2 separate regions of the Homo sapiens genome follow, and region 1 is linked to region 2. The links are chromatin loops, found by intact Hi-C in ENCODE. Cell type or tissue: IMR-90. All regions are shown on one strand. Links, peaks and the distances in the headings refer to the core of each region. The heading gives the core; the rest is flanking DNA. Region 1 overlaps ANKRD36B (ankyrin repeat domain 36B). Region 2 overlaps ANKRD36 (ankyrin repeat domain 36).

Region 1 (2,935 bases), core at 98-2,597, 350 kb before region 2:
AAATTGATAATTGATGATATTTTTATTGAGGCTAATATATTATCCTTTGGTGCCACGACTGGATGAAGAAACTTTTGGAAGGCTAAACTAGTGGATACAAGAAACTTAGGCAGATTATTACACCATATGGGTGTGAGAGATAATGAATATTATCTACTTGGTATCAGCAAACAGGTGTCCAAGGTGATCAATTCAGGACTCTTCCACTGAAGAGATGTGAAGTGTAAGTTTAACTGAAGTATCATTGCAATTGTGTGCCTTCTCAGTTATTGGGCAATTTAAAGAGCATGATGAATGTTTGTAGTATAATGGTGTAAATCCTTTTGATTTGTTGCATGAAAGACATGTGGGATCATGTAGCACCTGCTTTCACGTTGATTCTCAGGTGTATGAGTTTCTCCTCTGATTTTAGATCACTTTGTCCTCATCACTCAGCATATCCACGTTGATATTGACACGGTTTTATTTTAGTTTTTGGCATATAACAAATCATACCCTGTTTGAAATTATAAGAGTATTTTTCATGGAGCCTGTATTCCCTTTTCTCAGCGTATTTCTGTCATGTTCTAGTCCCCAGACACAAAGTAGAAGCCATCAAAGCCTATGCTAATACAGGCAGGAAGACAGAGGTTGATGCTAACACTGCGTGAATGTGTGGATAATTTTGTCATTTTTACATATGAGTGATTATGAATCCCTTTTACTTTTCAGTGTCTTTTGAGCAACCACCAGGCTTGAAGGTAATGAAACTGTCATTTATATTGTGAACTAGTAAATGTATAGTCTATGAAACATACTTTATTAATTTATTATTTCATTTCAAATTCCATTCAGGCTACAAGAGACGAGAAAGATTCTCTTTTGAATATAGCCAGAGGAAAAAAAGATGGAGAAAAAACTAGGAGAGGTAATTTTGAAAAGAGATTTAATGTCATGTTCAGTCCGGGTAGATAAGAAATTCTCTTCCCTGAATAAATCTGCGGGGGGCTCGTTGAAGCTGCACATTCTGATTCAGCAGTCCTGAGATTCTTCATTTCAAATAAGTTCGTGGGTGATAGTGTTGCTGCTGGTCTGGAACATGATCTTCGCAGTAAGGTTATACACTTCCCCACATTGAAATTGGGAAGAAGAAATATGGTGAGCAGTTCAAGGCATAAGGGGCTCTGGGGAACAACATAATTTTGCTTTAATTCTCCAGCTTGTTTTCAGTAAGGGTGGAAGGAGAAAGAGAGGAAGTATAGAATTTACACACTTCAGATCATACTGCCAAGAAAAGACAGAAAGCTTGTTGTAACAACCCGTAGACACTGTAGGAGAACTAAGGAGACCCCTGGTGTAGCAACTATTTTCCTAAAGAAGATGGATTGTGAGGCAGGAAGGCTGAAAAAGAGGAATTCTTTTATATAATTTTCTGGTTTCTTCTGAGGAAACCTGAGTGAACTCACTTCAGATGCATTTGGAATATTTTCATAAAAGTTATTTGATTTTGGCTGCTCCAGGAACTACTGGAAGCAGGAAACAATGGTGTAATTGGAATACACCACACTGACTCATTACTCCTCTTTGTTACTAGGAGGCATCAGAGATACATATTTTGTTGATTATAGTTATAAAAATGCGATAATCTTGAATATGAATAAATTTGCTTCCTTGTTCAAGGGGCTACCTCTTGGATGAAATAGCTATTTCATGAAACTTCTTTCGAGAATAACATGGTCCTCCCAAAAAGTCTATTTTAGAAACAAAAATGATGTTGAATTCTAACTAACTCCTAAAATTATAATTTTCAATGAATATTGCAGTGATTTCTGAATGAAAAACTGATTAATATCTAATGCTTGTAGCAGTTTTACTTTGAAGAAATATGTCATAGTTGATAATTGATGATATCTTTATTGAGGCTAATATATTATCCTTTGGTGCCAAGAGTGGATGAAGAAATTTTCAGAAGTCTAAACTAGTGGATACAAGAAACTTAGGCAAATTATTGCACCACGTGCGTGTGAGAGATAATGAATGTTATCTACTAGGTATCAGCAAGCAGATATCCAAGGTGATCAATTTAGGACACTTCCACTGAAGGGATGTGAAGTGTACGTTCAACTGAAATGTCGTCGTAATTCTGTGCCTTCTCAGTTATCGGGCAAATTAAAGAGCATGATGAATGTTTGTAGTATAATGGTGTAAATCCTTTTGATTTCTTACATGAAAGACATGTGGGATCATGTAGCACCTGCTTTGACATTGATTCTCACGTGTATGAGTTGCTCCTCTGATTTTAGATCACTTTGTCCTCATCACTCGGCATATCGACATTGATATTGACAGGGCTTTATTTTAGTTTTCGACATATGACAAATCATACCATGTTTGAAATTGTAAGGATATATTTCATGGAGCCTGTATTCCCTTTTTTCAGTGTATTTCTGTCATGTTCTTGTCCCCAGACACAAAGTAGAAGCCATCAAAGCCTACACTATTACAGGCAGGAGGACAGAGGTTGATGCTAACACTGTATGAATGTATGGATAACTTTATCATATTTATGTATGAGTGATTATGTATCCCTTTTGCTTTTCAGTGTCTTCTCATAAACAACCATCCTTGAAGGTAATTAAACTCTCTTTTGTATTTTGAACTATTAACTGTATAGTCTATGAAATATACTTTATTTATTGACTGTTCTGTTTCAAATTCCATTCAGGCTACAAGTGACAAGGAAGATTCTGTTCCGAATATGGCCACAGAAACAAAGGATGAACAAATATCTGGGACAGGTAATTTTGCAAACACATTTAATATGATGTTCGTTCAAGATAGAAGAGATCTTCTCTTCACCAAATAAAGCAGCGGGGGGTTCGTCAAATCTTCATGTTCTGATTTAGTATTCCTGAGATTATTCATTTGTAATAAGTTCTCGGGTGACCCTGATGCT
Region 2 (2,935 bases), core at 157-2,656:
AACTTCAAAGTGTGGAAGTGTATAATCTTACGGCGAAGATCATGTTCCAGACCAGCAGCATCAGCATCACCCAAGAACCTACTGCAAATGAAGAATCTCCGGCCTGCTGAATCAGAAAGTGCAGCTTCGATGAGCCCCCCGCTGATTTATTTGGGGAAGAGAACTTCTTATCTATCTGGACTGAACATGACATTAAATCTGTTTTCAGAATTACCTGTCCTAGATTTTTCTCCATCCTTGTTTTCTCTGGCTATACCCAAAACAGAATCTTCCTCGTCACTTGTACCCTGAATGGAATTTGAAACGAAATAATAAATAAATAAAGTATGTTTCATAGACCATACATTAACTCGTTCACATGATAAATGGGAGTTTCATTACCTTCAAGGTTGGTGGTTTCTGAGAAGACACTGAAAAGCAAAAGGGATTCATAATCAGTCATACATAAATATGACAAAGATATCCATACATTCAAGCAGAGTTAGCATCAACCTCTGTCCTCCTGCCTGTATTAGCATAGGCTTTGATGGCTTCTACTTTGTGTCTGGGGACTAGAACATGACAGAAATACACTAAGAAAAGGGAATACAGGCTCCATGAAATATACCCTTATAATTTCAAACATGGCATGATTTCTCATGTGTCGAAAACTAAAATAAAACCGTATCAATATCAATGTCTTAGGCCGAGTGATGAGAACAAATGTGATCTAAAATCAGAGGAGCAACTCACACTCCTGAGAATCAATGTCAAAGCAGGTGCTACATGATCTCACATGTCTTTCACGCAACAAATCAAAAGGATTTACACCTTTATACTACAAACATTCATCATGCTCTTTAACATGCCCAATAACTGAGAAGGCACACAATTGCGATGATGCTTCAGTTGAACTTACACTTCACATCTCTTCAGTGGAAGTGTCCTACATTGATCACCTTGGATACCTCTTTGCTGATACCTAGTACATAATATTCATTATCTCTCACACCCATGTAGTGTAATAATTTGCTTAAGTTTCTTGTATCCACTAGTTTAGCCTTCCAAATGTTTCTTCATCCACTCATGGCACCAAAGGATAATATATTAGCCTCAATAAAAATGTCATCAATTATCAATTTTGACATATTTCTACAAAGTAAAACTGCCACAACCATTAGATAATAATAAGTTTTACATTCAGAAATCATTCCAATATTCATTGAAAATGATCACTCTAGGACTTAATTGGAATGCAACATAATTTTTGTTTCTAGAATACCCTTGTTGGCAGTATCATGTTATTTTCTAAAGAAGTTTCATTAAACAGCTATTTTATCCAAGAGGTAGCTCCTTGAACAAGGAAGCCACCATATTCATATTCAAGTTTATCTCATTTCTATAACTAAAATCAACAAAATATGTATCTCTGATGCCTAATAGTAACAAAGAGGAGTAATGAGTCATTTTGTTTTTATGCCAATTCAACCACTGTTTCCTGCTTCCAGCAGTTGCTGGAGCTGCCAAAATCAAATATTGTTTATGCAAATGTTCCAAATGCATCTGAAGTGAGTTCACTCAGGTTTCCTCAGCAGTAACCCCAAAATTATATAAATGACTTCCTCTTTTCCCACATTCCTGCCTCACAATCCGTCTTCATTCAGAAAATAATTGCTACATCAGGGGTCTCCTCAGTTCTCCTTCTACAGTGTCTATGGGTTATTATGAACAGTTTTCTGTCTGTTTTTAGCACTACGATGTGACGTCTGTAAAATCTGTACTTCCTCTCCTTCTCCGTACACCCTTAATGAAAAGATGCTACCGAATTAAAGCAGAATTATGCTGGGCCCCAGAGCCCCTTATGTCTTCAACTGCTCTCCATATTTCTTCCTCCCAATTGTAATGTGGGGATGCGTATAATCTTACAGTGAAGATCATGTTCCAGACCAGTAGCATCAGCATAACCCAAGAACTTATTAGAAATGAAGAATCTCAGGCCTGCTGAATCAGAATGTGCATCTTTGACCAGCCCCCCACTGATTTATTCGGGGAAGAGAACTTCTTGTCTGGACTGAACATGACATTAAATGTGTTTCGCAAAATTACCTTTCCTAGATATTTCTCCATCCTTTTTTCCTCTGGTTATATTCGAAAAAGAATCCTTCTCATCACTTGTAGCCTGAGTGGAATTTGAAACAAAATAATAAATAAGGTATGTTTCATAGGCTATACGTTTACTAGCTCACAATATGAATGAGAGTTTCATTACCTTCAAGGCTGGTTTTTTCCGAGAAGACACTGAAAAGCAAAAGGGATACATAATCACTCACATGTAAATATGATAAAGTTATCCATACATTCACACAGTGTTAGCATCAACCTCTGTCCTCCTGCCTGTATTAGTGTACGCTTTGATGGCTTCTACTTTCTGTCTGGGGACCAGAACATGTCAGAAATACCCTGAAAAAAGGGAACACAGGCTCCGTGAAATATACCCTTACAATTTCAAACACAGTATGATTTTTTATGTGTCGAAAGCTAAAATAAAACCGTGTCAATCCCAATGTGGATATGCCGAGTGATGAGGACAAATGTGATCTAAAATCAGAGGAGCAACTCACACACCTGAGAATCAATGTCAAAACAGGTGCTACATGATCCCATATGTCTTTCATGCAACAAATCAAAAGGATTTACACCATTATACTACAAACATTTTTCATGCTCTTTAACTTGCCCAATAAATGAGAAGGCACACAATTACGATGACCCTCCAGTTGAACGTACACTTCACATCTCTTCAGTGGAAGTGTCCTGAATTGATCACCTTGGATATCTGTTTGCTGATACCTAGTAGATAATATTCATTATCCCTCACACCCATGTAGTGTAATCATTTGCCTAATTTTCTTGTATCCACTAGTTTAGGCTTCTGAAAGTTTCTTCATCCAATCTT

The links. A loop is a pair of places that touch in the nucleus more often than their neighbours do. Peaks named below come from ENCODE experiments on the same cell type or tissue, not always from the same donor. Only the 100,000 strongest peaks of a DNase experiment are listed, where the experiment ranks them.
Region 1: it touches region 2 in a loop (33-fold over the local background); 5 of 110 quality-filtered maps call a loop at or near these places.

The regions. Positions count from the first base shown.
Region 1 is chr2:97,545,508-97,548,442 of GRCh38, reverse strand. It overlaps ANKRD36B (ankyrin repeat domain 36B), which reads left to right. Exons shown (of 44, transcript NM_001393939.1): 21 at 712-740; 22 at 835-907; 23 at 2,582-2,610; 24 at 2,705-2,777. Among named protein-coding and RNA genes, the nearest start is that of ANKRD36B, 43 kb to the left of the region's middle. In IMR-90, for the core only: no CTCF peak of the experiment used is centred there; no DNase peak of the experiment used is centred there.
Region 2 is chr2:97,194,068-97,197,002 of GRCh38, reverse strand. It overlaps ANKRD36 (ankyrin repeat domain 36), which reads right to left. Exons shown (of 76, transcript NM_001354587.1): 39 at 2,249-2,277; 40 at 2,086-2,158; 41 at 382-410; 42 at 215-287. Among named protein-coding and RNA genes, the nearest start is that of ANKRD36, 82 kb to the right of the region's middle. In IMR-90, for the core only: no CTCF peak of the experiment used is centred there; a DNase peak (open chromatin) is centred at 1,462.